Regions from separate parts of the Mus musculus genome. Here all the other regions are linked to region 2. Evidence: chromatin loops called from intact Hi-C (ENCODE). Cell type or tissue: left cerebral cortex. All regions are shown on one strand. Region 1 has its middle 62 kb from the start of Gm19276. Region 2 overlaps Capsl (calcyphosine-like). Region 3 overlaps Dnajc21 (DnaJ heat shock protein family (Hsp40) member C21). Region 4 holds the start of Spef2 (sperm flagellar 2).

The links. Hi-C counts contacts between places; a loop is a spot of excess contacts. Peaks named below come from ENCODE experiments on the same cell type or tissue, not always from the same donor. Only the 100,000 strongest peaks of a DNase experiment are listed, where the experiment ranks them.
Region 1: a loop joins it to region 2, with 4 times the contacts of the local background. A loop is called at or near these places in 4 of 42 quality-filtered maps.
Region 3: it touches region 2 in a loop (4-fold over the local background); 2 of 42 quality-filtered maps call a loop at or near these places.
Region 4: it touches region 2 in a loop (6-fold over the local background); 15 of 42 quality-filtered maps call a loop at or near these places.

What each region holds. Positions count from the first base shown.
Region 1 is chr15:10,886,677-10,894,676 of GRCm38, forward strand. No RefSeq gene overlaps it. Among named protein-coding and RNA genes, the nearest start is that of Gm19276, 62 kb to the left of the region's middle. In left cerebral cortex, no CTCF peak of the experiment used is centred here; a DNase peak (open chromatin) is centred at 3,789.
Region 2 is chr15:9,451,796-9,459,795 of GRCm38, forward strand. It overlaps Capsl (calcyphosine-like), which reads left to right. Exons shown (of 5, transcript NM_029341.1): 2 at 5,902-6,038. The coding sequence starts at 5,902. Among named protein-coding and RNA genes, the nearest start is that of Capsl, 20 kb to the left of the region's middle. In left cerebral cortex, CTCF peaks have their summits at 370 (motif pointing left) and 3,632; a DNase peak (open chromatin) is centred at 3,640.
Region 3 is chr15:10,456,981-10,464,980 of GRCm38, forward strand. Dnajc21 (DnaJ heat shock protein family (Hsp40) member C21) reads right to left here. Exons shown (of 12, transcript NM_030046.2): 2 at 6,907-7,000; 3 at 5,243-5,366; 4 at 4,896-5,018; 5 at 4,140-4,444; 6 at 2,975-3,126. Among named protein-coding and RNA genes, the nearest start is that of Dnajc21, 9.5 kb to the right of the region's middle. In left cerebral cortex, no CTCF peak of the experiment used is centred here; DNase peaks (open chromatin) are centred at 4,209 and 6,797; H3K27ac peaks cover 2,485 bases.
Region 4 is chr15:9,744,167-9,752,166 of GRCm38, forward strand. Spef2 (sperm flagellar 2) reads right to left here and starts at 4,702. Exons shown (of 37, transcript NM_001305042.1): 1 at 4,546-4,702. The coding sequence starts at 4,603. In left cerebral cortex, a CTCF peak has its summit at 4,799 (motif pointing left); DNase peaks (open chromatin) are centred at 3,246, 4,426 and 4,722; H3K4me3 peaks cover 412 bases.

The DNA.
Region 1 (8,000 bases), 1.4 Mb after region 2:
TTGTTTTTTAACAAAAATCTCAATAGTTTGATTTTTGCCAAGTGTAGGGGTTTGAACATGCTTGGACCAGGCAATGGGACTATTAGGAGGTGTGGCATTGTTGGAGTGGGCGTGGCCTTGTTGGAGGGATTGTATCACTGTGGGGGTGAGCTTGGAGACCCTCCTCCTAACCGCCTGGAAGAGAGTCTTCTCCTGTCTGCCTTTGGATCAAGATATAGAACTCTCAGCTCCTCCACACCATGTTTGCCTGCATGCTGCCAAGCTTCCTGCTATGAGGATAATGAACTAAAACTCTAAAACTGTAAGCCAGCCCCAATAAAATGTAGTCCTTTATAAGAGTTGCCTTGGTCATGGTGTCCCTTCATAGCAATGGTAACCCTAACGAAGACACCAATGAAGACTTAGGAGCCAGGTGCTGGGGTGAAAGCCTGCTAGCTCACAACAGCAGAGAGAGCACCCTGCTGACCTTCCTCCTCAGCTGATGTCCCAGCAGGAATGGCCCTCTCTCCAAAACTTCCTTCAAACCGAGTGTCCCTCCCTTCTTCTTCCTATGCATCTCTCTGTCCTCCTGACTCCACCTTACTCTGTTTTGTTTTTCTTAATGATCCTATATTTAATCCCTGTCAACTGGTTGCTTGTTCCTTCTCTTGACTGGATCTCATGGAGGCATTTCCTCAACTGAGGTCTCTTCCTCTATGAAGATTCTAGCTTGTGTCAAATACACACACACACACACACACACACACACACACACACCAGCCAGTACATCCAGATAGGGTAGGTGGCTTGTTTGATAAATTATGGCCTTGTAGAGAAGGATCAGTTAATATGTTGGCCCAATAGGAAGACAGGGAATTGAATAAATAGGCCAGGACAACTCTCCTATCTCCTAATTCCCTGACTTCCTTCTTCTAAATTGCATGGGAAGGCAGAAATGATTGTGAAGGCGAACCTCAGTGCTCCACCTCCTCGGTCCTTGAGCTAGTCACATACAACCGGGAAGCAGAAGTGGTGGGAGAAGTGCCTAGATAGCAGTGCACCCGAGGCACTTGTCACACAGCTACACTCGCATAATTGACACCGCCAACGGCAAGTGATAAATGCACTGCAATAATAGCCAGAGACAACCGCTTTCTCTTGATTAACTGTCCTTTAAAAACTAATTTACGACTGAGCAAGAATATATGTAAATGTAAACATTTTTAGATCCACTAAAAATTTTATAAATGAATTTAATTTTACTCTTGGCAAAGACAGTACCACACATTTAGGGCTTTGATTGAATGTAAATGAAAAGCTCACCGTGATGATGTGAACAGAAGTAACGCCTCTTGTTTCTTCCTCTTTGAAGCACTGTTCTGTCACGATTCATTTTGAGTTTCATCGGGTTTTAGAGAAATGGGCTGTATCACATGAGCCAGATATTTACTGCTTGACATTGGTAATTGGTTGATTCCTAGCTTTTTTGCTAAGATCAAAAGCAAGCCACCGTGAAGTGCATTTCTATAGCACAGACTGTGTAGCTGTGTGAAGATGGACCGCTAACTGGCAATTCTCTGAAGTAACCTCGATTTAGACAGCAGTGTTCCTTGAGGCATGTTATCAAAAGCATTGCATAGGTGTTACTCAGATGCAATTGTAACTATAGTGGTGTTTTGGAAATCAGACCAACAGAAGATTTCTTTACTGATCAATTACATGTGATTTTTGTTATTGTTCATATGCTTTCCCCAGGTACTGCCTGCAGTAGGGTAGATGGATCTGCCCCACGATCCCACTTGGCATCCTTCCTGTTTCTGCTTGTGTGTTGTCTCTGTATTGGGCCCACTCTTTTCTCTAGCCCCTGCTTCCTTGTAACTTTAGCCGGCAGATCTCGAGCTGGACTCGGCTTCCTAGCCTACTAACTACCCAGTTTAGCTCCCATGTTTTCTCCACCCCATCTCTCTTTCCAGAGCCAGAAGGTTCAAGTCGTCATAGGAGACCTTGTCTTGGTGAAGCCAAATATATGAGGTGTGTGTGTGTGTGTGTGTGTGTGTGTGTGTGTGTGTGTGTGTGTGTGATTGAGTGTGCCTTGGTTTTCTCAGGTAGTCTGTGCATTGATTTGGACTCTGCTGACTGGAAGAGGATTTAATCATCTGACTCCCATCTTAAGAGTCTTGAATGGGTCCAAGCAACGGGCAGTTCTAGGATGGGCAAGTGTAATACCAAGGAAAGACTATATAAAGACATCTCAGAAGGCTTGCTATTACTTCTGTTCTACAGTAGTGGGAAAGAGCACTGGGTACTGGGCTAAATTCTGTCATTTACTTGTTGCCCTGATTTGTCTTTGATATTTTTTGTAGCTCTAAGGTTTCCTCATCCTCAGGATACAGACAACAGATTGAGTCTTTACTTAGAACAAGAATGCAAGAAACAGAATCCCCACTAGGAGAAATAGCTGAGGTAAAGAAGGGTTTTTCTCCTCATAGTCAGAAGCCTAGTGGTAGGCAGCTGCTGGCATATGCTGGAGCCAGCTGCTCATGGAATCTACTTGTCACATCATAGTGGCCTAATGTCCTTGGGGCTATAGACATCTTGGCCCTTGTAGAGTAGAAAGGAGGAAAGGTGGCTAAGGACCCAGGTTTATGCAAAATGCTTCCCAGAGGTGGAAGTGGATTTCTCCTGCTGTCCATTGGCAAAGATGGTATATGTGGCTATCTCTGGCTAGTAGGCTAGGCTAGGAGGTGTTCAAGTGATTCAGGTGTTCAGGGACGTCCAGAACAAAATCTAAGTTGAGAGGAACAAAGGAGGGATCAGGAATGTGGTGTAGTAGGATCCATGTACCACTATCATCCCTGAGTTGTGACTAGGGACCAGGAATCAGACTTCTCAGGCAAAAAGCTATCATGGAGGTTGTGGGGGGCAGAATACCTCATTAAACCTGGAGACTCCCGAGTGTTGGGAGCACAAACCTTGGTTCTACACAGCCACATTTCCACTGTATAGGTGGGCTGCGACCTGGAAGTACTCTGAGGGGAAGTAATTACATGTTTGTAGGCTGGGAAGATTCTGGGTGCTGTCCATGTTGGTCGTTTGCCTTGTCATGGGGGATTTGGTGCTAACTTATAAATTATTTCTCTGCTGGTGAAATGAGCCAATTCAAACCAGATTAGATGATATTAAATGTAGGTTTATTGGGAAGCTGCTCTCGGGTGAGTTCAGTGGCCCTAAGGACTGAGGCCAGGGAAGTCACCATGGGGAGAGAGAAGGGGTGGGGGGAGGGGGAAGAGAAAGAAAGGGTGTGACACAGAGAGAGAAGGAAAGGAGAAACAGAGTGAGGAGCTGGGCTGGAAAGTTCAGGGTTGGGGGACTGAGGGACACTGGGAGAACCTGGAGGCCAGGTCTGCTTTGATATGTAAAATATGCATATATATATACAGTATGTGAGCGTGTGCATGTATGCACGTGAATGCACACGTGTATATCTACGCATGGATGTGTGCATTGAGAGCAGGTGCCCATGAACAGGGTGTTGGATCCCCTGGAGCTGGACTTTCAGGCAGTTGTGAGCTGCCTGATGTGGATGTTAGGAGCTGAGCACAGACTCCCTGCAAGAACACTATATACTCTCATTCCTGAGCCATCTCTCAAGCCCTAAGTCAGGCTTTTAAATTGCATAAAACCACATCCAAGTTACCCCGTGGGGACTTGCATCAGGCAACAGGCTGTTCTGCGAGATTTTGTCCAGCACTGTGTCTCAGAGGACTCGTTAAAAGCTGGAGTAAAGCAGGCTTTAGTCATCCTGGCTGGCTTCCAGGGCCTGCCATTCACTGCCTGTAGAGGTTATGCCGAGCTCTGAACCATTTCCTGTGGCCTCTGGGACTCCAGTCAACAGACTGAAGTCCAAAGTCTTGTCTGCTGGGCATCACTTGTTTTTCTCTTTCTGTTTGGCAAATGGCCTCTGCATTTGCCCTTTCCTGCTGCAGCCTAGCTGGAAGTCGCTTTATTAACAGTTCCTTTGTAAGTTCACGGTGGTCTATGAATGAGTCTGAAACTTCTTGGAAAAGAAACAACCGTTGCCTCCAGAACCAGCTCCCAGAGGGACACATCCTGTCAGTCTCTCCCCAGGCACGTCCCACTGTGGGTTCCAGCTCTACCTCTCCATCTAGTACCACTGAAAACACCTCCACACTCCCTGTAAAACTTTGCTGACAAGGGACCAGGACCATTTTCCTTCTGAAAGCATAGAACTTGGTGCAGAGTATCGCATGAAGGAACAGTTTCCTAGGAGGCTCTTCTAGGATAGTTAGGAGAATCCTACACTGGCATCTTCAAAGCTATTTGCTATTAGCCTACTCATGAATGAGAATTCCTGACTCACTGAAGTTGGGTTGTGAGAAATAAGCCATTAGCTGGAGAGAGGAGGCAGGGAGCAGGAGTTAGAAAGATTTGCTGTGACAGAGATGCCACCAGTGTGTGGCTCTTCACTGTCCAAAAGGGTTGGTGGTCACTCTGACTGCTTCTCCTGAGAGCACCCAGAGCCAAGCAGCCTGCTCTGGGGACTGGCTCTCCATTTGTTTTCTCTGGTTATCCCAGTTCTCATCAGCAAGATCCTTTTCTCTGGGTGGAGGCCCTACCTTACGAGAGGAGCTGGCCTGGCTTGCTGCCCCTGGGACCAGGCTTGGCTAAAAGCAACCGTGCCTGTCAAATACCTATCTGCTATCGGCACGCCCTTCCATTGCCGTGAGGAAAATGAACTGGAACAAACTTTTCAAAGTTTATAGATTTTTCTTGGGGTTCTTCAGCCTCAGCAACTCCTCTTCCAAAGAAGCCATGAAGTAAAGAAAGGTCTTAACCCTACATATTCATCTCATCCTCTCTGTAGTTTGCAAAGTTTTTTTTTTTTTAAAAAAACATTGAATATCTAGGAGTCATTGCCACGGTAGTAAGGGAAGACCAGAGACTTAGCAAGCTCAGCCAAACCCCTTTCTACTTGGAGCTCTAGGTGCAGCTGGGGCTCTTGAGACCAGTTGGTTCACTTGGAATGAGGAGATAGCTCAGACAATAAAATGCTTGTGATTTAAACTGGAGAATCTGAGTTCTGATGTTCAGCATCCACTCTAAATAAAAGCTGGACACATATGCCTGTAATCTCAGTGCTGGGGAAGCAGGGACAGGTGGCTTCCTGGAGCTCACTGGCTACTCAGTCTAGCTAAATTGCTATGCTCCAGGTTCACAGGTTCCATTGTTGGGAGCCAACTCTTAGTAGAAAATGGCTATCATCTCTGCAGCCATCTTGAGCTATTTACTTACAGGTTGGTACTTTCCCACCCTAATGAGAGACTTGTTTTCCTAGCATGATGTTTTTGCAAGCAGCCCACCACAGCTAAACACACTCTGATAACATCCTGTTTTTCTCAGACACATCCTGGACTTGTGATTAAGTGTCTCCAGCTGCACTCCCCAGCTTGTACTTACACACCCATAGTTGCCTTTCAATAAATTAGACATACTGTCTTGTCTCCATTCTTTGTGTCTCTTGCCCCTCCATCCCCACTCTCTCCCTTGCAGACCCCATTGACTGACCCTCAGGCCAGGTCACTCCATCTCAAAAAGTACAGCAAAGAGCAATAGATGCTGGATTGTCAACTGTGCTGGTGGCTGCTTTCTGCTGTGGTGGGGTAGCTGACACAAGTTTAAACTGTTTCTGGGCCAGCGGTAAGACAGAATGCCATACTGGAAGACAATGGCAGAGCTAAGCACCTCACCTCCTGGCTTCCATGAGACAGAGAGAGACAAAGAAGGTTGGATAACAAGGCACAATGATATTCTCAAGCCTGCTGTCATCAGTTATCAGTTATGAGATCATCAATAGACTAGACTGTTTATAAAGTTAGTGTCTTAATTCACTTATCTTTCAATAGCTCGTCAGCTGAGGGCAAAATCTTCAATGAATAATCCTTTTAGGGGCCATTTCATTTTCAAACTTTGTCATCTTTTAACTTTCTCATATATGGGCATTAAAAAGAGCAGTTTTTAAAAGCTACTCCTTTTTAAATTGCCAATATCCGTTCAATAAAGTTGTAAAGTCTAAATAATTACATATACACACATTGAGCAAAAGAGAATCCTTCTATAGTAGGAACTTTTTAGAACATATAGTTATATTGTAAGACTTCCGAAGCTGGGCCTCTGCTCAAGTCCCGGGATGATCTGTCCAGCACCCCAGTGATCCGAGAGAAAACCACACCTGATGCAAACTGCAAGAGGTTTTATTATCAGCTAGCTGAAGTCCCTCTGCCATGCAGAGCAGGGGAGATTGACCCGAGTGGTGACCGTAGGGGGCTTTTAACAGCTAGCTGAGGAATTGGGAGGAGTTGGGAGGAGAGTTGGGAGGAGTTGGGAGAAGAGTTGGCTACAGCTCCTTTCTGGCGGGGGTGGGGGGGGCGGGGGGGGAGTGAGCTGCAGCCTCCTCTCTGGCATCTATCTCCATGTCCTTGTAGGTCTTCCTACAATTATTGCATCTCTGGCTGTAAGGCACAGAAACAAAAGGCTTTTTGCTGGCTATAGAGAACAAAGAGCTTCTTTCTGACTGCATTTTTAGAGATCAGGGAAAACAAGCTTGGGTAACGTCCAGGGGCTTTACCTTCTAGGGAGAAACACTCTAAATCGGGGTCTCACGATATGAGAGAAATTAAAATGGATTCACCATGCAATAAGGGAGAGAATGTCCCAACTAGACATTTGCTATCAGGTAAAATCTCCAATGCCAGGAATAGGCTATATCTCATTGAGTTCTTGGTCAGATATCATAGACGATTGCAAAGGCTATTAGTTACTCTCTATAACTCGAGGATAAGGCCCTATCCCAGATGACACAGTTTATTTATGTCATTGATAATGGAGAAATAAAACTGATGTACAACTAGGAGATTCATTTCTACTGGTTAGTATTCATAGTGCTGGAATGTACTTTGCACAGTACTGAGTGAACTAGGCAATTATCAATTTCACGCAGCTACATGTCCTGCAACCCATAACAGAGATTTGCCTTTTAAATATATGGGTGCAATGGTGACTCATGTTACAGGAGTAATCAACCACTTTTTGCTTGAATATAAGGCCCACTCCATGAGATGGAGCCTGTACCCTACACTGCTGAAGTGGCCAAGAACCTGAGATTACATAGGTCATGGCCCTAGAAGGAAAACTACTACTTTGTTCTCCTAGAGGAACATTTCAATAAAATAACTCATAATGACATATTGTTATGTACATAGATCAGTGTAACAACCCTCAACAGAGATGATGCTTCTTGCATTAGATGGTAATAACACAGAGAACCACAACTAGACAATGTATAGAGAATGAGAGAGTTTGGGATTCACAGCACTAAATGGGGCATCTTTATCAAACACCTTTCAAGGCTCAGGGATCTAAAAGACAAGGAACGAGACAGATTGTGAGAGCCAGAAGTGGTAGATGGCTCCAAGGAAACACAGCAGGAGTGATGCACAGATGAACTTAGAGAGGCTGTGATAGCAAGCAGGAGACCTGCACAGGTTCAAACCTCACAAATACCCTGCACAGAGAAGGTAGAGTGACCACAAGGTTCTACCACAAACCAAGAAGCTGTTTTCCACTGATGGCTGCCAGGAAAGGTTTTGTCTTGTCTTGACTTTCTCCTTTCTTTCTTTCTTTCTTTCTTTCTTTCTTTCTTTCTTTCTTTCTTTCTTTCTTTCAAAAGAGTGTCATTGTGTATACAACCACAATCCAGGGTGTGCCCCGTGACCAGAAGCAGTTGGCCAACATAAAACGAACCCCATTCTTCTTTTTTTTTCATTTTTTGTTCTGTTTTGGGGTATGCATGTGTGTGTGTGTGTGTGTGTGTGTGTGAGAGAGAGAGAGAGAGAGAGAGAGAGAGAGAGAGATGAAGTTGGGTGGATAGAGAATTGGGGGTGGTGATCTAGAATGAATCGGTAGAGATGGAAAAGAATATAATAAAAATGTATTTAAAATTT
Region 2 (8,000 bases):
AAACAAACCTGTACTGGAAATGGATATAAAGGCAACAAAAGTCGTGGTCACATTCCTCAGGGTGAAGTATGAGTGAACAGAGCTAGGAGAGGATCTGGAGAGAAAGCCAGCTTGCTTCTCCCCGACCTCCCCAGAATCGCTTAAAAGCCCTTCTGTCTTAACCAGTAGCCACCTGCTTTGTAGATTGCTTTCCTACTCTATTCTACTCTTACGGGGCAATGTTTTAAAGCTGCAGAACTATTACAGCAATACTAGGTCATTTGTTTTTGAAATAGTCTAATGTGATGGCATGGATGCTTAACAACTACAGAAATGCCCAAAATGGCACTTACAGGGCTGGGCTCATGAGACTGCCACCCAGTGGTTTTCTGGTAGTACACATTCCCTGTGTCTCAGGCACTAGGGACAAAGGAACATGGCAGAAACTAAATGACTGAGCCCATCACTGTGGTACACATCCCCACCAGTCAGGAGAGTAGACATTTCCCTCCTTGATGTATATTCCCTAGCCCTGCCCCTGCATGTCCTTTGCTGGGTCTTCTGTTATAAGTCTACCCTCTACCCTCTGCATCTTCACAGATTGACTCCTTTTTCTCAATTTTATTTGAGCAGACCAACACTTCTTCAGTTTCCTTGACCTCTAGTTAGGGAAACCAAGGGCACGTTTTCATTTTTGAGCACCCAAAAAGACACCTTTTTTTTTTTTGGAATTAGTAATAAACTGGACGTGGAAGAATTTGGTGTTTTGTGACATGTGGGAAAATATACTAGAGATTGCACTTCAGTGACTGTGTCTACTATTGTGTTTACAGGTTCTTTGCTATGTAGAGAGGGAGAGAAGGAGGAAGAGATGCCAAGGACCAGCCTTGGCTTGGAGAAGGATTCTGAGGAATTGGTGTCTGGGAACTGCGAAACAATTTGTGGGTCTAAGCTGGTGGCCTGTGCTCTGCTGGAGAAAGCTTTCCAGCTTGTTCTCTCTGTTCTACTTTCTCTGGAGATCTCTCGACAGCCCTCTAGGTTCTGCTTGAGACAGTTCTCCAAGCAGTTCTTTCTTGCTAATCTAAAAATTTTCTCTGCCAATAGCTCATCTCTTGCAGAACAGAAGCCAGCCTTTTATTTTACATATCAATCCAGGCATTTACTCCAGGTTCACCTTTGATTATCCTATGAATCAGCACCCTCTGACCCCAGGCTCTGTTGGAGACAGCGAGCACATTTTTATTTTAAAACATTGTAAAAGAATTCAGAGAGCTCCCTGCCTTTGTAAACTTTGCTGGGTGGGACCTTGTCCTGAAATTACCATTTCTACCACACCTGTGCCTAAGTTCCCTCTGTCCCAGGCTGACCTTGAACTCAAGAATTGGCCTGCATTTGTATCTGCCTGACTTTGTATCTTTCTGCCAAGCCAGTTCATAGTGTTGCTGCATCTGTTCCTTATACAATTTATATTGCATCCTAACATTTTTGCATAATTGAAAAATTATATATGTTTCAAATACTATATATATTAAGGGCTGTCCTGGAGGTCCGAGCTTTTACCATTTTGCTGAGACATTAGACACACCTTCATCTTCAGGACCCCTGCTATCTCTAAGTGCCATGAAGTCATTAACATTAACTGGGAGGACATTCCTTGGAGGACCCTGAAAATATGTACAACATATACAAACAAGCCTTATGCTCTTGGCAGTCACAGACACTTGTGGAGGCCCAAGTATATTGGCCGTGTCCCAGGGGCAGGAGCCATGTCATTCTGTCTTCACCCAAGGCCATGGGGACCCACAGAGGGAGGGAGAAGGAAGGAAGGAGGGAGGGAGGAAGGAGAGAGGAGGGAGGGAAGAAGGAGGGAGGGAGGAGGGAAGAGGGAGGGATAATTCAGTTTGCAGCCACCAGGTAGTACTAAGACAACCCAATGGAGTGGAGAAGTGCAGGTGGGGCCTTATTGAATCTTTATTCCCTACAGGTAAGCCTAAACAGAACCTTTAAGAAGAAAGGAAGAAAGGAAGGAAGAAAGGAAGGAAGGAAGGAAGGAAGGAAGGAAGGAAGGAAGGAAGATTAATGCAGAATAGACTTGATAAACTTGTGTGTGAAGTTTGGAGAAGGAAGACTAATAAGAATCATGAACTTTAAATAAAAGAAAAAAATCTGAGGTTATAGGAAAGGACACATGTTTGCTTTCTTGAGCAGGAAAATAGTAAAGATAAAAGGAAGACACATTTGTCTCTGTCTCTTTTATCTATCTATCTATCTATCTATCTATCTATCTATCTATCTATCTATCTATCTATCTATTATCCATTCATCTATTCATTTGTCCATCTATCTTTCTGTATGTTTAAAAAATTCCTTATGACACATATCATTCTTTTCTCTTTTCACGTGATAGTCAAAATAAATTTATCTTTATTGTAAAAAAAAAAAAAAAAGAAAGAAAGAAAAGAAAACAAGAAAAAGACATGCTCTCAGAAGCAGATCCCTGCAATTGCAACTTTCCACATCTCATCCGACAAGAACGCTGGAAATCCTGGCTGAGAACTCTGTCAGGGGCAGCAGCCAACTGTACAAAAGAGCGATGGAGTGAGCAAGCCAGCTTGGCCCCAGTGCACCAGTCTCCTTTGTGGCTGGCTACTCCACTCAGCCTCTGTTCCAGATCTCCCAGTCACTGCCTTCTGCTGCTCTGTGGATATCCCCTTCACTTGCCATTGTGTGTGTAGCTGGGCGAGGGTAGGGAGAGGTAGAGGCAATCAACAGCTTTGTAACCCTAGTCTTCCCTTCCCCTCAAACTCCCAGTTCAGTCACTTGCCATTTTAAATGAATTCATCACTGTCCAAAGGGTCCAGCTGTCATATTGGATGCACCAGGCTCCACTTGGTCGCACACCTTATCTTCTGTACCTTCTCTTCAATTCACCCACAGGGTTCTCTACATCACTGTTCTTTCCTTTTTGTAAGCACTGTAGTCCACCTTCATCCCTTAGTCTCATCCTAAGCTCCTTTGAATTGGAAGTCAGTTACCTGGCTGGTTTTATACTTTCCCCATCTCTCCTTCCAACACTTCCTTTCAGTCTCCACCAGCCTTCCATGGTTTGGTTCAGCAGTTCAGACCACTTGCTGCCCTTCCAGAAGACCCTAGGTCAGATCTCAACACTCATGTCAGGCAGCTCAAACCTACCCACAACCAGATTCAGAGCGTCCAGCTCTCTCCTGTCCTCCTTGTGTACCCTTACACATGTGACATACATGTCCATGGACACATACAAAGGGAATGAAAATAAAGATTGGTCCACTTATGTTATTTACTCTTCTGCTTTGTCCAAAGCATGTGGTACAGCAATCGTCTAAAATATATGGTGCTCTGCCTTGTCAGAGTCTCATAGCTCTAGCCTTGATAACTTTTACCTTCTATTATGAGTAAAATGTAGGCATTGTGACACCTCAGAAAGTCCGTGTGCTGGGCTGTGATATCTGCGTCCTTGGATAGCTCGGTCATGGAACTAGAGGGGGATTCCAGGCCATCTGTGTCCTCCGTTGCCCCACACCTAGCAAACTGGTTAGAGGTAATGAATCTCTCAGACATCCATAGAAGACATGGACAGAACTGTGCCTCTGATGAGAGAACTGTACATATGCTGAGCCAACACATGGTGGTGCTGTGGTCACATGCGTCAGAAAGGACTCCTTTGTAGGCCAAGTCCAACCTGACATATGTTGTGCTCAAAGGGTCTTTTGGATTCAGAAACACTTTAGTGTGGGGTGTGATGTCAGTGACATCATGATATTGTATCCAGAGGCTGCATGTGCCATTGAAACCTCAGATCTCTTGAGTGTGTATTTCTTTATCAGAAATAGGACTCTATCCTGCCTTTCTTTCAAACCCCAGGTCCTGAAAACTTTTTTTGTCCTGTTCTGCTTTAATATTAGGCCTCAGAATTCAAATTAAGAGCGTGGTTCTTTCAGGTACCCCTCTTTCCTCCTGGCCTGAGATGGTACATTGAAAAGAGGACATAACGTAGTAAATATTGGTTGTTTGTCGATGAGTTGAGGGACCAAATTATGGAGAAGGATGGTTAATATGGGCATTTCAAACACCATGCTTGGCTATAATTTCCCCCCTGAATTTATCAAGTCATATTCAGAGATATCAGCTTACATCATCCCTGGTAGAATTGGCCTCAGAAGGCAGAAGTAGGCAGAGTCCCAATTCCCAGTATCTGCTCTTCCCAAACTCTGTTTTTATTTTGCATAAGAAAGTGCCAGAAAAATTCACTTACATGCTGATACACATGGTGGAAGAGAAAGAGTTCTGCTAAGACTCAAAAGTCCAATGTCTGCTGTTTGAGGCCACTTGCAGGAAAGTTATTTTACCAATCTATACTTTGGTTCCTGTTCCTAATGTGCACCCACCTTTCATGCATCAATAGCACTTTTGAGTAGGATCTCTGAGATAAAAATTAAAGTTAAAGGAAGTCTACAGGTGGGATCTCCATATTGACTATAGTATGGCTTGACAAAAGAGCAAAGGGTCCTGGAGCTAGCATGCTCCTGCTGTGGTATGTGATGCCTGCTGTGTCCCTCATCAGATGCTGAGCAGATCCTGGTGCTGTGTGTTCTCTGGTCCATATTGTCATAAGCAGTGAATAGTGGAGACTTTGGGGGGTAAGCTCATATTCACCATGAATAGGTTTAAAGGACTCCTTTGTAGGCCAAGTCCAACCTGACATATGTTGTGCTCAAAGGGTCTTTTGGATTCAGAAACACTTTAGTGTGGGGTGTGATGTCAGTGACATCATGATATTGTCAGAAATCAGGTCTCTAGGATTTTGGTCTTGGGCTTTTTCCACTGAAGTAAGAGCTGTGCGAACTAAGTCTGGACTGCCCAGGTTACCTTCTTCTATATCTGAATATTTATTACACAAACAAAAACAAATGGAGAAAGGTGTGAGTGTGTGTGTGTGTGTGTGTGTGTGTGTGTGTGTGTGTGAGAGAGAGAGAGAGAGAGAGAGAGAGAGAGAGAGAGATGGAGACAGAGACAGAGACAGAGAGGGGGAGAGAATTGGTTTATCAATTTTCTTATAAACCTTGTTAGGTATTGAGGCTATTAACCTCCTAAAGGGAATATATGAGTTACTGCTAAGCATCAGTAGCATTCATATTGAGAAACACAATGAAAACAAAAGCAACAGAGGTTAGCATTTAATCCAAGTTGGAGAATTTTAAATGTTGAGTCAAAGGCATATGGAGCATTATAAATAAAAATAATATAGAGCACACACAATTTGTTCAAACAAGTGAATGCTGAGAAATTTACTATTAAATAATGGTTCAGGCGGGCAGTGGTGGCGCACACCTTTAATCCCAGCACTTGGGAGGCAGAGGCAGACGGATTTCTGAGTTCGAGGCCAGCCTGTTCTACAAAGTGAGTTCCAGGACAGCCAGGGCTACACAGAGAAACCCTGTCTCAAAAAAAAAAAAAAAAAGTTTCAGGATAAATGGCTTCTGGCACTTCCATGTGTACCCACCTTCTGATTTGTTTCAACTTAGCATCCTTAGCAGCTTCTGAACTCTTTCTTATGTCCCTTTACCTGACACCTTTCCCTTCTCTATAAGGACCTGTTTGTATGGTGGGAAGGAAGGCTTTGGAAGAATCAAAGCATATTGGGAAATGGCTGTGTGCTTACTTATTGTCCACAGTGAAGGAAGTGGGTGTCTTTGTAACTTGATAAATTGCAAATATACCAGGAGCACAATTGGGATAGTCAAAAATGCCAAATTCTGGGAAGGTTGAGACTGGACCCTGGAGGGGAGTGAACAGAAAGCTGTAAGTTTCCTTTTGTCAACTGCCCAGCCAGAGGTAGGCAGTAGGGTGTAAACTCCATTAACATGCTGTGGATTCTCCCACCAGATGGCAGGGACAGCGCGCCATGACCGGGAGATGGCAATCCAATCCAAGAAAAAGCTCTCCACAGCTACTGATCCTATTGAAAGACTTCGGTTGCAGTGCCTGGCCAGAGGTTCTGCAGGCATCAAAGGACTTGGCAGGTAAGATGGTGTCTTGTTATTTATTTCTATTGCAATAACAAAACATGACCAAGGCAACTTATGCAAGAAAACATTTAGTTTGGGACTCATGGTTCTAGAGGCTTAGAGTCAATGATCACCATGGCAAGGAACATGGCAGCAGGCAAGCAGGCATGGCACTCGGGTAGTAGCTGAGAATTTGCACATTGATCCACAAACAGAAAAGAGGGAAGGAGAGAGAGAGGGAGGGAGGGAGGGAGGGAGAGAGAGAGAGAGAGAGAGAGAGAGAGAGAGAGAACTGGTTGGGTATGTCCACCAACTGGGGACCAAAGATTCAAAGGTTTGTGTTTAAGGGAGCCATTCTCTTTCAAAAACCCACAGTTGGAGGTGCAAGGAAAGGAAGTGGAAAGAAATGGCTGGGAAACTCTTGCACTGATGTTGTGCTATTGGCCAAATCATTTCCTTGTAAGGCCCCTGGTTCTCATCTATGAAATGCATTGTTTGAGAAAGCCAATATCCGAGTCCTCATGAAATGTCTGATGCTTAACCCCAAATTCGCAAAGCATGTGTCTTTTGCAAGGGAGGATGCTCCTGGAGCAATGTGGGGTAAGGAAACCACCAGTTAGAGTGAGTGCCTGGAAGGACATGGAGAAAGGCCCTCCCCTGAGCTGCAGCAGAGGAAGGAGGTGGATCAGTGATTAAAGAATTTGGGAAGCAGGCATGGTGGCTTCCCAGCACTTGGGAGGCGGAGGTTTGATCAACAGCAGTCCAGCGTCTTTTTCTGGCTATATAATGAGTTAAGCCCAGCAGTCTCGGCTACATGAGATCGCCTCTAAGAGTTTGCTCCCAGCTAGGCTGTCTTGTCTTACTTGTTTCTGTAACTGCTCATGGGATAACTTGAGTGTTCATTCCTGGTAGCATTCTGTGGGCCAGGTGATTCTTCCTATATTCTCTGATATTTGATAGTGGGAATAGACGTGAGGACTGAAAATCCCAAGGAGAAAGGACACTGTGAGCCTCCTAAGGATGGATCTTGTGTGCATTTAACAAATTATATTGAATATCCAACATAAGCACAGCCTTGGACATCATGGGTGGACAAGCTTCTGTAGGCTGCACAGGGGGACAGACCAAGAGAGTAAACATCTTCTAGATGTGCCTTTCAGTGGTCCAAGTGGTGGGGAACTTTGCTATTAAGGTCTCACCCCCCCATGACTGGGCGGCTTTCAGAGCTCATTGCAAAATGGGAGATTCCTCTTCTCAGAGGGGCTTCCCTGTCTTTGCCTATCTGTGTGTCCCTGAATACAGGTGGTTGGCCTTGACTGGCTTTGTATAAAAAGTGACCTTATCAGAGCTCCCTGAAAGGCTGCATAACTCAGCACACATGGCTCCCCTGGCTACCTTCCTACATGATAATTAGGTGCTGAACTATAACCAATCAGCCCTTCCTGCTCCTTTGATGACAGGAACAATTAGCTCCTTCCACTCATCTCCCTAAGAAAGCCCTTATATACCCTATACATTCCTAAACAATAAAGTAGACCCCTGTCACCACAGCAGTCTGCAGACGTCATTCTATCTATACTCAAGGCTGCCGGAACCCTGATTTCCCTGCCCCCTTTCTCACTTCAGCGGTGGTGGTGGTGGTCTTTCCTCACTAGCTGCCTCAGTGTTCTGGGCTCCAGGATGAAAGACATACATATGCAGCTTTATATTTTAATATGCCTTAAATAGCTCAATGGTTGGCCTACTCCACAATCTCCAAGTGGCTAACACCCTCTCCACTCCAATATTCTTGAATTTTTACTTACTAAAACTTATATTCCATCTTGGCTGCCCTGGACCCAGGCCTGCAGCCCCCCTGCAACAGGATCCCCAACTCTTACATGTTGGCAGTCTCTCTGTCCTACACTTCTCAGGTCTGGCTTTTCTCATTTCCCAGCATGGTAGGAAATCCTCCTTCCTCTCAGTCCCCTTGTCCAG
Region 3 (8,000 bases), 1.0 Mb after region 2:
TTATCATTTCTATAGAGGAAGGCTACCGATGTGTCTGAGTTATATCCAGCCACTCTACTGGAGTTGTTTATCAGCTCTAGAAGTCTCTGGTACAATTTCTGGGATTGCCTTGTGTATACTATCATATCATCTGCAAATAGTGATACCTTGACTTATTCTTTGCCAATCCCCTGATCTCTTTTTGTTGTCTTATTGCTCTAGCCAGAACTTCACACACACTATTGAATAGATATGGGGAACAACCCAGATGTCCCACAATGGAAAAATGGATATAGAAAATGTGGTTCATTTACACAATGGAATACTATTCAACTATTAAGAACAAGGACATCATGAGTTTTGCAGGCAAATGGACAGGACTAGAAAATACGATCCTGAGTGAGGTAACTCTAACCCAAAAGGACATGTACTCACTAATAGGTGGATATTAGCCAAAAAAGTACAGAATACCTAGGATACAATCCACAGAACTCAAGGTTAACAAGCAGAAGGGCTCAAGTGAGGATGCTTCAATCTCACTTGGGAAGAAGAAAACAATCAAGGGAGGCAGAAAGAGGGTGGGAGAGGAAAGAGGAGGTGGAAAAGGGAACAAGATTGGGCATCAGGGGGGAGGGGACAGGAGAGAAGCCCAGAGAGCTAGCAGAATGAATGGAAATATGCAAACTCAGGAGGTAAGAAGTGGGGAGACCATCTAGAAAGTACCAGAGACCTGAAAGGTGAGACACTCTCAAAATTCAAAGGGAGGGTCCTTAGATGAAACCCCCAACAGTGCAGAGAGGGAACTTGTAGAGTCCACGTCTCATAGAAAGACAGGGCATCAAGTGGAGGTATAGGGTTGCCATTCCACAGTCAGAAATTCTGACCCAGAATTGTTCCTGTCAAAAGAACTGCAGGGACAAAAATGGAGGAAAGGCAGTTCAATAACCAACCAACCCAACTTGGGATCCATCTTAAGGGGAAACTCCAAGGCCTGACACTATTGCTGATGCTATGGTGTGCTTACAGACAGGAGCCTAGCATGGCTACTATCCTCTGAGAGGCAGGCCCAATAAGCAGCTGACTGAGACAGATGCAGATACTTAGACCCAACCAATGGACTGTAGTCAGGCTGAAATAGAGAAAAGCTGGAAAAAACTGAGGAGGGCTACCCCAAAGGAAGACCAGCAGTCTCGATTAACCTGGACTCCTGAGATCTCTGACACTGAGTCACCAACCAGGCAGCAAACGTGAGCTGGTCTAACGCCCCTGACACATATACAGCAGAGGACTGCCTGGTCTGGCCTTAGTGGGAGAAGATGCACCTAACCTTCAGGAGACTTGAGGACCCAGGGAGTGAGGAAGTTTGGTGGGGAGGGGGGCATCCTCTTGCAGACGGGGGGGGGGGGGGGGGGGGGGGGAAGAATGGGACAATGAACTGTGGGAGGGCGGGGAGCAAGACTAGACTGTAAAAAAGTAAAATTTTAAAAAAGAAAAAGAGCGGGCATAGTGGCACACACCTTTAATTCCAGCACTTGGGAGGCAGAGGCAGGCGGATTTCTGAGTTTGAGGTCAGCCTGGTCTACAAAGTGAGTTTCAGGATAGCCAGGACTACAAAGAGAAACCCTGTCTCGAAAAACCAAAAAAAAAAAAAAAAAAAAAAAAAAGAAAAAAAAAGAAAAAGAAAAAAAGAAAGAAAAAGAAAAATCTGGACTTTTAAAAAGTACTCATGTGTCTCAGACATAGCCCACAACATTAGACTCCTACTCTTCTCACCAGTTAAATGAAGAGAATTCCATTAGTAAAATTTCCACTTAAGGAATATTTTCTGAAGACCAAGCAAAGTCTTGTATGTAAAAGGACTTCATAAATTATAGAAATGTAATTAAATTAGATCATTTCACATTTATACAGTGCTGTATACTTTTCAAAGTACATACTACTTGACTCATTAATAAACCATTTATACTCAAACCATTTTGGAAAAAAAGATGTCATCTGAGTTACTTGTCAGAAAATCTACAGTTTATAAATAAGTAGAAGTAGGAACTCTATTCAGATCAGTGTTGTGGGTGGAAGAGCTAGTAATCATGAGAAAATCGGGATTACTGGTCAGCAGTTCTCTGTATCCCAGGCTGTCCTGGAGCTCACTCTGTAGACCAGGCTGGCCTCGAACTCAGAAATCCGCCTGCCTCTGCCTCCCAAGTGCTGGGATTAAAGGCGTGTGCCACCACGCCCGGCCTGGTCAGCAGTTCTCAAAGGCCTCAACCTAACGTGTTAAACACATACACACTCAGTGTCTGCACTCTGACAATGTAGGTAAAGCACCTTCCGGAAGCCCTAAGTGGGAGGAATGGCACATATGACACACTCACTCCTATGCAACAACTACTGTCTTTTTTTTTTTTTAAGATTTATTTATTATACATAAGTACACTGTAGCTGACTTCAGTCGTACCAAAAGAGGGCATCAGATCTCATTACGGGTGGTGGTGAGCCACCATGTGGGTGCTGGGATTTGAACTCAGGACCTTCAGAAGAGCAGTCAGTGCTCTTACCCACTGAGCCATCTTGCCAGCCCCCAACAACTACTGTCTTAAAAGAGATATTAAGGTGTGCAGGACATGGCGGTGCACGCCTCTAATCCCAGGACTCCAGAGGCAGAAACAGGCAGATCCCTGAGTCTGAGGCCAACTGGTCTGAGGACCTAGTTCCAGGACAGCCAGGGCTATACAAGAAAAACCTATCTGGAAAAACAAACAGCAAACAAAATGCTTAACAAAATGTTCTTTGATTGCCCATTAGAACTCCCAATTTCTAGTTCAGTCTAGAAAACAGGACTGTGGCCATGTACGGTGAAGTACAAGTCAGATGCTCTCTGGATTTTCATCTCCTCTTCTGTTCTCTAGTTTCTTACTCTTGAGCCACACTGCGGGCATCTAAGTACACACAGTAAGATTTATTGTCCAAATTTACTTAATCTAGCAAGAAACATTACCATCCAATCCGTTTCTGGGCTCCTGATCCTCCACTTCGTTTTCATCTGATCCATCTCCAAACTCCTTCTCGTACCTTGCTTCCATCTCCTGGAGCTCCTTCTCCAAATTGGCCATGGTCATCCAGCTCTGCTCTCTGTACTGCTCTGCCAGCCTAGACACACAGCAGAGTCTCAATCCCACTGGAAAGCACAGCTCTAAAACCAACCCTATTGAGAACGCCCCTGATGCTGCCAATGGGAGGAAACCAATCACCCATCCTCAGCTACAACTGGTGCAAAGTCACTGGCACTGAGTTGGTTTTAACTGTTCTAAGTAATAGAACTTGAAATACAACTTTCAGCAGCTTTGACTGCAAAGTCTTCAGGTGACTTTAAGTGTTAAGTACCAAGAGCAGTACAAGATACTGCATAGTAGCTATAGCAGGGCTCTGCAGGTTGGTAGATGGCTCAGCAGGAAAAAAACTTGCTATCAGGCCTGAGAATCTGAAGCCCACATCTGAAGGAAAGAACTGGTCCATGGAAGCTGCCCTCTCCACACAAGTATCCCACACATACAAAATGATGGTTTGTTTTGGTTTGTTTTGGTTTGTTTTGGTTTGGTTTTTTGAGACAGGGTTTCTCTGCGTAGCCCTGGCTGTCCTGAAACTCGCTCTGTAGACCAAGCTGGCCTCGAACTTAGAAATCCACCTGCTTCTGCCTCCCAAGTGCTGGGATCAAAGGCGTGCGCCACCACACCCGGCAAAATATTTTTTTTTAAAGAGCAGGGCTCTGTGTTAAAGTTCTTAAACTCCATTCCTAGGTGCGGTGCGACCTGCCTGCTACAGGCCTCATTTCCTTATAAGAGAAAGCAGAAAAGCATGTGAACAGACGTCCACCAGAGTAAGAACTCCATCAGCACCGGCTGCTAACACACTGCAGTAGAGGATCAAGGATAAAGGCTCTGAAGGAAGGATGCATACAGAACCTCGATGTTACATGTAGGTAGAGAAACAAGGCTAGAATTCACAGATTTTTAAAAAGAAAAACTATAAGCCAGGATAATAACCAAACTTAACATGGAAGCTTCGTGCTGGCTCCCTTTGGACACACTCTACCATGCTGGCCACCCTACTGACATCCACACAGACCCACATCAGCAGAGAGGAGCTAGTTCCAGATTGCATACTTGGCTTGCTTCAGCTTCTGCTGCCTCCTCATCTCCTCTGCCTTCCTCGCCTTCTCTGCGTTCTGCTCCTCCACAAGCTTCCGATGGGCCTGCACTCTCTTATCTCGTTTACGAATGAAGGCTACCAGCTGGCGCACCAGTTCATTTTTCTCTTTCCTTGCTCTGTCTCGAATTTTTTTGTTTTCTTTTTCCATGGCTCGTTTTTCCCAGCGGTTCGAGGCTTGCCGGGTATCATACTCTTCCTTCCAGGAAAAATTCTTTTGTGTGCAGAAACTCTGCCAGTGAGCGTAGAAAGGGTGGACCACCTAGTGTCAAAGAAAAAAAGGCAGAAAATATTAAGGAATAAAATATCTTCTAGCTTTCTTTTCATGTATCTAAGATTCCTTCTGTTGTGTGTTTCTTTAGCTTTTGCAGTGCTGGGAATTGAACCCAGGGCCTCTGTGAATGTTCTACCACTAAAGCACAACTCTAGACCCTCAGACACTAACGTCAATCACTGGACAAGAAGGCAGTTAGTTCTCTTAAAGACACTCATTCTCCTAGGCAGATTCAGAAAAGAAAAATAGTCTCGCTGGCTAGAAAGACTGTAGAAAGAGACTACTACAACCACAGAGAGAACAAGTCAAGAGTCAGTACAAGCTCCGGCAAAAATGAGGGTGAAACCCAGCTCAGGAGACAAAAGATGGTTTCTTGTACATCTAGAAAACCCCAGGAGAGAGCCCGGGAGAGTGAGATGCAAGGTAGTTTTTCTTTCACCGTGTCATAGTCGCTCTGGGAGTCGCCGAAGGTTGGAAAATCCTCAACATCTCCCTCTGACATACACTCCAGTTCTTCTTTTGCAATCAGCTCAAAGACAACACGATACACTGCATAGAACCCCTAAAACAAAATAAAGCCAAGCCAGAAACTCAGTGAACCACAGAAAACAGGCTTTAGTGCTGAGGCAGTACAAGGGCCAGCTCTCACTACCTCGAGTGCCCTTCACCCACACGTGCCCACAGCTTAAACAGACGTGCATTCACTTTGTATACAATTTTAGGACAGCCCCACATTTGAGTTGTACTTAACCACTTGAGGAGAAAGTAGAAGTTTTCCTATCTTACCCTTTCATCGTCCCCATAACCAGAATAACAGGTAACCGTGAAATAATGAAGCAGATCTAAGCTGTCATCTTGATATTCCCCATCGAGCCCTCCTTTAAGTAAGGCCTCTCGGTGGTTATCGTACCTAAAAAATTCAGAAGTGAAAGGGACTCAATTAAATGCAATTATATAAAATGTCACACTGGACCTGTCTTCCTCAATCAGCTGACACAACAGTGCAGTATGTCTCACACATGCAACTCATAGCCTCAAGGTTTTAAAGAAAGCTGACAATTTAAAAACCAGGAAGTCTTTCAGGAACTGGAGATTAAAATCATGCCTGCAATTTCTCATACCATATATAATAGTAGCCCCTATCAACTAGGAAATCTAGACTTCCTCAACAGGAAGCTGAAATCCATAGGAAAGAGAACTACTAAGTGGTACAGTATTGAACATAATATCGTCCATAAAGATGGAATTTACCATCAGTTACCGGAAAAACTTATTTGTATTTATATAAACTACAGCTAGGAGACACACCCACACCGACACTACAATTTGTTCTTCATAAAAAGTCTGTAATAGTATTTATTATCATCCTTGCTTGATAATACTGGTTGCTCATCATCATAGAGTCTGTAAGAAGCAAGACCAGAATTCAAAGTCAGGTCACTCCTACTTCAAAGGATGGGCTCCTCACCTCAAAATGGTAACAAGTACCAGGCAACAGGGAAACAAGCAGGCGGGAGCTTTAAGGGGAAATGAGACAATCTAAGACTGAGAGGAGGACTAAGTAAAAAGAAGCCACATGGGATACCAACACTGTAAAGGAAGGAAAATGGTTTTGTTTGGTTTTTGGAGAGAGGATCTCCCTATATAGCCCAAGGTGGCTTGAAACTCCCCCTAGGTAGCCCAGGTGACTCTTGAGGACAGGGGCCACATGCAAAGACAAGAGGCACATCTGGCTTTAGTTCACAATTTCAAAATGCTTGGTCAGAGAAAAGTTTAAGCTCTTCTAGGAGGTTTAAGAGAATTCGTATACAACTTGCTTTTAAACCTTTCTCTTTTGAGAATCAGTAAGCTGTCCAGAGTCTAAGCAGATGACTTTCAGGGCAGAACCTTGTTAGGAGCAGCATTTTTCACTATTAAGTCTGAGTCCAAAACCTATTCATCTGCAACAGGACCTAGACGCCGAAAATTCAGAACCTCAAACATACAGATTCTTGTTACAAAATTAAACTGTATTAGGAGCTCATCTTTGTTAAAAGGACCTATTTGCACAGTAGAATTTATTCAAGTGCTCTATAGAAATGTATAATTCTTACATTAAAATAATTAAAACAAGAATTACTACAAAACCCAAACTTCCTTCCTATGTTACAATGAACTCTTCATACATACACTAAAGGAACCCGCTCAGCGAGAGAGAAAGCACTTGCAGCATCTAAGTTAGAGCTGTGTAACAGCAGCAGACTTGCTTCATGGATAACAGCAGACAGTTGGAATAATCATCCTAGTTCCTTCCTGCCCACATACTGCACTTTACATAACCAAGAGGTGACAGATGTTTCAGGGCACTCCCAACCACTCAGTGTGGTAAACTGTTAAGAAACCAATGACCTCACATTGACCATGCCTACTAACAAATTAAACACGGATAAAAGTGGCAACATAATACTTACCACGCTCTTTCCTGAGGGTCACTTAAGACGTCATATGCAGCTTGGATTAATTTAAACTGCTCAGCTGCTTCTGCGGCATTGTCCAGATTTTTATCTGTTAAAGTCACAGAAATTTAGTCATGAAAAAAGTAGATGCATAGGCCATCAAAATGGCTAAGTGGGGAAGAGCGCTTGTTCCCAAGCCTGAACTCAATTCTGGAACCCATATGGCAGGGTGATAAACTGGATCTTGTAAGCTGTTCTCCCTCTGGCCTACACATGATCTCCATGTACCCTCCATGGCATACCTGTACAAATGCCATATACCCACATGTACACAGGTGTGTGTGTGTGTGTGTGTGTGTGTGTTGGATCTCAGAATTCAAGACCAGCTTAGTCTAACTAGTTCCAGGCTAGTAAAGGCTACATAGTTAAACCCTGTATCAATATGTGTATCAAAATATATATAAATTTTAAATAGTAGGGGCTGCTAACAGGGTACAATAAAGGATAAAGATGCTGCCCATCAAGCTAGACGGCCTGAGTTCAATCACTGAGACCCACATGGTAGGAAAGAAAGAACCCACTCCTACCACTTGTCCTCTCACCTCCACATATGCACCTTTTTGTGTGCACATGCTAATTATTCTTTCCTTGGTCATGCTTCCTTAACTGCAAATCACAAAAGCAACTTGGCCTGCAAATGGCAACAGCAGTGATCTCTTCTTCCTTCTTGTTGAAGTCCCTCATCAGCAGTGCTGGTCTGACCAACAGCAGGCGCAGAAGGAAAGCAAGGTGTGCTAAGAGATGGGACTGGACTGGACAGCAGCCTCCATTCTGGGCTCTTGCTGTCTCCAGAAATACTCATGTGACAGTGTAAAGAACTCAGATAGCTTCAAGGAATGAAGTTCAAGGGATGAAGAACAGAGGGTAGGAGGAACAAATGGTAGGAGCCACCGAATGCCCGTGAGTCTGGAAGCAGGTCCTCCCAACAGTGGTGAGATAGCCTCAGCAGAAGCTATAAGCTAAGCCACTCCCACATTTATGTTTCAGAACCCTGGGTGTCTGTCTGCATAACGAACTGATACACACTAGTTTTTCTGTTTGCTGTTTTA
Region 4 (8,000 bases), 290 kb after region 2:
AAAGAACACACATGATATGCACTCACTGGTAAATGGGTATTAGCCCAGAAGCTCGAAATATCCAAGATACAATTTGCAAAACACATGAAACTCAAGAAGAAGGAAAAGCAATGTGTGGATACTTTGATCCTTCTTAGAAGGAGGAGCAAAATACCCATGGAAGGAGTTACAGAGACAAATTGTGGAGCAGAGACTGAAGGAATGACCATCCAGCCACTCATGTTTTTATTATAAAATTTATTCTTGTAAACAGCAATTCACAGAGAGCTAGACTTACAACTAGACAATATGCAGAGTGTGAGCCTTTGGAGCCCTTGGTCCTAAATGATGCATCTTTATTAGATTCCTCTCCTCTTCTTAAGTCTCAGGGATCGATGCTGAAATGAAGGTAGAAAGTTTGAAGAGCCAGAAATGGTGGGAAGACTCTAAGGGAGTAACATTTACCAGACACAAGAGGACTGAGGATCATATGAACATACAGAAACTGTGCCAGCATGCACAAGACCAGACAAAACCCTCAGCATGGATAAGGAAAAGTGGGCACCGATTTCACCCTTATCCAAGAAGCTGATTGTGACTGACAGCTCCTGGAACAGGGAAGCCAAGTCTTCTATTATGAAATGACACTGGTTATATCGATAACGAGCCAAAAGCCTCATGTTAAGTTATAGCTGGCCACACTAAAAAGATTCCATGATATGTGTATGCACATGTGTGTGAACTCACACCTGCATGCATTTTGTTTGTTTTGTTTTGTTTTAAGAAATAACATGAAGTAGGACTGGGAACGGATATGGGAGAAGTTGGGGAAGGGGAGAAAATATAATAAAAATAATTTTCATAATAAAAATTAAAATAAAAATATTAAAATTTAAAACATACTAATACATTTCCATACACCATAACAAAACTAATTCTTGTATCCCAGTTATCACTTTGGATAATACATTGCATTGTAGTTTAATACATCTCATTAAGTTATACAGCTAAGTATTATTTTCAGGGAAATGACTCAATTAAATATCTTATTGAAGCCCATTAGGTTTCATTGGCTAGATTGGAATCTTCCTCTACTAAATTATCAGCTGTCTAGGGATTCCCAAGCACACACACCTGTCCAAGTAGAAGATGACTATTATAGATTGAGATTATTGGAATACCCTTGCTCTGCTGTTGATAAGCAAGGTAGTTCAGGACCTAGCTTCCAAGTTAATCTAGACATCAATTGGCGTTTACTGTCTCTCCAATAAATAGAGATTATTTACTCTTATCAAGACATTTACATGGCCACGTCATCTTACTTCATTGTTCCACAACAAATGGACTGAATGGCTCTTAATCAAACATTAATGATCAATCCCACCTTTGCTGGGAGGCTAAATGGTTAAAGTTCAATACAAAACAAAACAAAGCAAAAAAGCCCTAAACAACCAACAAAACAACAACAACAACAACAACAAAACACCCAGCTGGATGATAACCCTTAAAAGTGAGTTTAAATAGATGCTTAAAAGGAAGATGAATTGGTTAATGGATATTAATATATAGACATACTTAATTGTAAACACTAATATAGAATGTAGTACCTAAAGCAAAAGTCAGAGACCTAGGCTCACATCTTAGCTTTATGCTCTATTAAGTGTGTATCTATGACTAATTTTCAGGCATTCTCATTATTATTTTTATTTGGAGATGTTAATTTTATGCTTGTTTTTAACACCAAATAAGAAAACTAGTGTAAAAGTCTATAATATACATATATGTGTTTAATGGACTATAATTATTAATTTTATGTTAATTAGATATTTTATGTATTATATTATGTAATTATATTATATATATTTATATAATTACATATTATAAATTATATGTTAATTTGAGAAAATAACTCTTCAAAGAGTCCATAAAATACTTTAATACAAAAGCATACCTGTTTAACTAGAGATTTTTTCTCTTATTTTTCATGAAGTTTGACTTCTACTTTTGAATTTCTTATTTTAATACTATGTAGAATTTTCCTTTTAAACTCTAAAAGCAACACAAGCTCAATCCAAATAATGAAAAATCATCAAATATATAAACATATATGTGTCTATCTATCTATCTATCTACCTATAATCTATCTATCTCTGTGTGTGTGTGTGTGTGTGTGTGTGTGTACGTACCTGATTCCCCAGGGTAACCAGCATTGACATACTTGGTTATATTTGGTTATATTTTTACATAGCTTCAACATGTTTGTATAAATCACAATATGAAGATTTACAGACATATTAACAATACAGTACATCACTGTATATGCATTTCTATTCTCTATACCTGTGAATATATCTGTATATGTATTTTATAGTTAATAAAACTATAATAATACTAGTTACAGAAAGCTACAATATTTTTACTCAAAAATACACAAAAAATTTACTGTATTCCATGGTATAAAAGAAGAAAGTTTGTGCAACTATTTCTATATTTTTAAGGCTGTTTGTATTCTTTCTGTTCCAGAATCAGCATAGCAAATATCCTTCTACGTTGATTCTTCCTAAGATGACTCAGATTTTCTCAGAAATGAGATTTTGCACTCACTATGTGCCCTTTAAGTACTATTTAATGTTTTACACATAGTAGCCATTTGACTTTGATACAATTCATGAAGTGTCATTAGAAATGCTGTTTTTAAGTACAGTGAGCTTTAGGCTACTGGTTACTAAGTGGTAAATAGGAAGTTTAAGGCCTGGCAGTATGCTCGCCAATCCCTTCTTCTTACACAGCTCTTATCAAGAAGGCACCAAATTATTTTCTTCAATTTACATTTTTTATATTATAAATTTTACAAATTATTGAAAATCTTCCATCATACCCACAGAACAGCTTATCTAATGAGATGATATCTACAAGAGTCAGTGTGTTCTATTAAGTACACAGGAATTCTATCTTGATCAAATATATTCCCTGTACTCTGGATAGCCCTTTACATGCACAATTTGACCACATCAGAGTCTGTGTACTTAGTCTTCTTGTAGCAATTGGGTTTCAGAAATGGTTGCCTTGCTAGTGTTTAAAATGAGATTATCATGGAGTGTCTCTGCTAACGAGTTCCAGATTTATCCTGCAGGAAAAGACAATCTGGGAATTTTCCATTCATAGCTTGTGGTGTTATAATTTTTATTTAAAATGTCTCCAAGCTTTTAATCTTCACAGAATGAAGTCATACTTTCTTCCCAAACCATATTTCTCAAACTTATTAGTATTAGAACAGCATGTAATGTTTTCATGTGTATGGTTAACTCTATTTGCTTGTCCCCAAAGTGTCTTACTCTGCAAGGGTCCTGTGGACTTGAGGAAATGGTGTGGATCTTATTATGAAATAAATGAACCAACTTAAGCTAAGAAATGTGTAACTGCTCCCTCAGAGTAGTGCAACCTTGGGTGTGATACTGCATTTTGGTGGACAGTACTGTGAGAGAGAAAGAGGAAATGATACATGATAAATACTGTCCTGAGTTTAGCATCCTATTTGAGCTGAGAAACTCTCAGAGAACCAAGGAGACAGGACAGGGAAAAAGAATCTATCATTGCTCAAAGCAGGGTGGAGAAGCCTTGGGATATAATAAGTCTAATGTTTATGCCTCACGTAATGCAACTTGGAATATTCCTCACTGAAGATCCTTAGATATCTCACACCTGCACAAATACTACTTACTGTCCTAGCAACTTCTATGGATGACCCAAGGGTGAACTGGCACCGCTGCTCCCATTGGTAGCAACTGGTAGAGAAGCAAGAGAACCTCTGGGAGGTCATGTTGAAATGATTCGTTTTGAAAGCATCTTGCCTGAAGGAAAATCCGTAGCAATTGAAAATGAGCTACCAATAAAGAAACAATAATTCCTCCCCCAGCGAGGAGAAGAGGAAGTGTCTGGTTGCCACTAAATCTGACTTGTTTGTAACTTCCTGGGCCATAAGAATTTAGAAACTTCATGTACAACTTTATGCCTCTGCTAAAATCAAGTAAGGTTAGCTTAGAAAAGGTACCTCAAATGGCCAAAGTTGATAAAGGATAAAGGAAGCTTAAAGTTCCTAAAACTGACAAATGTTAACAGATCTACAATTGTTGTTAAGCAGGGAGAGTGCAAGTGGATCTAATTTATACTGGAGGAAACACAGAAAAAAAGTTGTAACTGTTGAAAGCACTTCCTGCGTGGATTCGTCTTGCACATTTTGATGCGGATGTCATGAAAGCAAAGCAACAGTCAGACTACAGACAGGAACAACTTTTACTCCACACAGGAACAGACCAGTACCTAGAACTTAGCGTCCCTTAGTAATAGAGAGTAGATCAGAAAATCTGAGGGCTAAGACCACGTGATGAGGTCTAATGTCAGAGGCATGATGAAATAAGAAAGCCCCAGTGTGGCTAGGTAGCACTGAGGAGGGCAGGCCAGCACTGCCAGGCACTGCTAGACACTCTGGAGCTACTTTCTATCAGCACCCCCACCCCACCATCCCGTGCTTGCTTCAACTGCTTGCCCTTGGCTGAGTTCACTCACTCACGGTCCGGGACACCCTCAACTCCTGGTTGAGCCACTGGCACAGGATTTCCGACATAGCTCACTGGTGAATTTGACTGCTTGCAGGTGCTAGGAACTTTCCAGGAACTCAGTCAGCTGGACTGCGTCTTCCCGTCGCCCAGGGCAACCAGTTGCTAAGGAAGCTCTTTCAGGCTGGAGCTAGGTCGCCGGCTCAGAGAGGAGGAGGCCCCACTGCATAGCCGTAGTTATCAGAAATTGTTGTCTGCCCCCTACTGGCTTGTAAGACCTGAACCTGTGCTAGTGCAAAAAGAAGGCCTAAAGAGTGTGAGCAGCATTATGAACTAACCAGTACCCCTGAGCTCTTGACTCTAGCTGCATATGTATCAAAAGATGGCCTAGTCGGCCATCACTGGAAAGAGAGGCCCATTGGACACGCAGACTTTGTGTGCCCCCGTACAGGGGAACGCCAGGGCCAAAGGGGGGGAGTGGGTGGGTAGGGGAGTGGGGGTGGGTGGGTAAGGGGGACTTTTGGTATAGCATTGGAAATGTAAATGAGCTAAATACCTAATAAAAAATGGAAAAAAAAAATAAAATGTATTTTCCAAAAAAAAAAAAAAAAAAAAAAAAGAGTGTGAGCAGCAATTATAATAAGAGGTTTCTTAAAAAAAAAAAAAAGTCATTGCCAGATGAACTATAAACCTTGATTTCTCTTCTGTAAATAACCAAGGATAGACTATATAGAGTTATTTGAAATCATAAGCTGGTTTGAAAAGTGGTAATGTGCACTGAACTGTAATTTGTTCAATAAAAGCAATTCTCTAAATTATTCATTGTAATACTTTTATAATTTATTTTTTTTACTATCAATAAGGCCCAAGTTTCACAATGAGGTTTATGTGAGCCATCCTGTCTGGCTTTGATTTCACAAATTCTTTGCCCCGGAAATAATGACTTAATGTCTTTGAACCTCACCGTTCTTTCCTTTAGATGCAGACACAATGCTTGCTTTACAAGTTGAGGAAGTTAAATGAAAACTCACATACTCTGATGACTTGCTTCTGGTAGAAGACCAGCACATGCTTCAAAATTGCTTTTTTTCTTGTAAGGCAATGAGAGGGCTTGCATCTCATCCATGCTTCAAGTAGATCGGAGTTGCTTGTGTTACAGAAGGCAATTATTTCACATAGCTGGTTTGAATTTATTCATGAATGTCCATTTTCACATAGAGACTCATGCCAGTTTCTAAAGCTCAGTTGGCCTCTGAGCTTTCATTTCTTCACCTTCCCTCTTGACCACCCTCTAGTTTCCTCTTCTCTGCCTGTTTTAGAGTGACCTAGCTCAGTTGATATCTACTTTTGTAAATGCTTTCTGCCTTCAGGACCAAAATAACCACCAGGTTGAGTGTTCTCTTTAATTGTCCTGTGTGACATGCACAATTCCTAAAGTCCTACTATACCTCTTTACTTAAACACTAACATGAATTCCACTACTATGTATTTATCGATGGCTAGACTCCTCAATGAGCCAATAAAAAACCCTTAAAGGGAACTGTACATAATTGACTTGGGTAGAAAAATAAAAAGGCATTGAATGTAATAAGACAAAAATATGTATATATTCATAAGGAATATTTTTGCTTTATATATGTATCTGTGTGTGCACTAAGTGTATGTGTGTATTTGCATATAGAGTAAAGGATATTTCTTACCATTCTCCAATAGACAGTTACAAACTCATGGCTGCACAGACAACCTCAGTAAAAAAAATATGTGGGTTATAAAATCATAACACAAAGCTATAAATGTGAGGTAGGCAAACGTAGGGGAAGGTGGTGGTCAGAAATCAAAGAAAGTGTAGTGAGAGTATATATAATGAATATTGTGTGGAAGTGTGCATGCTTACACACATCAGCAAACAAATAAAATAAACTTTTAAAAGCAGTATAGCACATGATAAAGACACACTGAAAACTCTTTAAGCTCTAGCTTCAACTCAAACATATTTGTAAGCCACAAACGTTTACCGTAGCCCCAGGGAGTCAGTAACTTCCATACTTCTTTCTACTCTTGATAAGAGCTTTATTGTGATTTAAATATCACTGTGTATTAAGTTAACCAGCATTTCTGAACACTTATGACATGCTAATCTTGTTTAATCCTATTTCTTCTACTTTACAAAATCTTAGCAGTTTTTGCGTTGCAATTGAAATTAAATGATAGGCTTTCCCAGTAACTCTCTAATGAAGGTTGTCTGATTCATTGAATGTTTAATTCCACATTACCGCCCATTTAATTCCACCATGAGCAATACATTGCTGTGCAAAGTCCTAAATTTTTAATCACTAGTTGTATCAAATCCTGTTCTTTAACTAACATCATAATTCCTCCCCAAAGTTACTTCATTTAACAGTCGGTGACAGACTTTTCCTCTCAGGTCCAGTAGGCTCCGATGCTCCAGTAGAATCTGAATGGGCACATTTGTTCTCTATTTTGCAAGCCCAGAACTGTTGAAATTCTGTGGTGTGAATCAATGTGTGCCAAGAGGCCTTTTAACACACATCACTTATTTTATAATATATGAATTAAGTTATGCAATTTATTGTTCCTTTGTGCTATGGGCTGGGAGCAATCCCTCTGGACAAACATGGTAATCACAAAAGGATGTGTGAACATGGGAAATGGCTTTCCCCATGTTTTGCCTTTAGTTATGACCATAATGGAAATCAATGTGGAAGTTTTTCAAAAGCTAGAAATAGGTCTACTATAACAGCCAGCTATATCACTTCTGAGGATGCATCCAAGGGGCACTATGTACTACTATAAAGACACTTACCTGCCTATGTTCACTGGCACTGTATTTGAAATAGCTAGCAAATGGAAATAGCCTTAATGTCTACTAACTGAAGAAAATATAGTGAAAAGGAGTGATGCACACACGGGTATTTTGTTGAGCCATTAAGACAAATAAAATTATTATGAGTAAATAGATATAACTGGAAAAAATTAATGCTCCTTCATAGTGCCAGATGTGGAATATCTCCTTTCTAGTTCTTAGCCATGAGGGTGCCTCTTATAATCCCCCAAAATAATACATTTTATTGTAACTTCCCTTTGTTATTTGCTATAACTTCATAGTAAGACCCAACAGCTGAAGACATCATAGACTTGGGTCATAAGACAAAACAAACAAAAAGGAAAGAAAGAAAAAGAAAGCAAGCAACCTACAAGCTTGCTTCTGTGTGGCTTCCATAGTGAGGAAAGTACTCTGTAGGATTCTGGGATAGAAAAGTCATCAACAGCGTTATCCCACTGTGAACTGTGTGAGCTACAATGGTGGTCAGCCTTCATATATATGACTGCTATTGCAACAGTGCCATAGATGTTACGCAGGTAACCAACAACTTTCATGATGGACTAAGCCTGGCCAAGGGCCCATGGCTGAAGAGGTCATGGACAAGGGGAGAGTGTGTATTA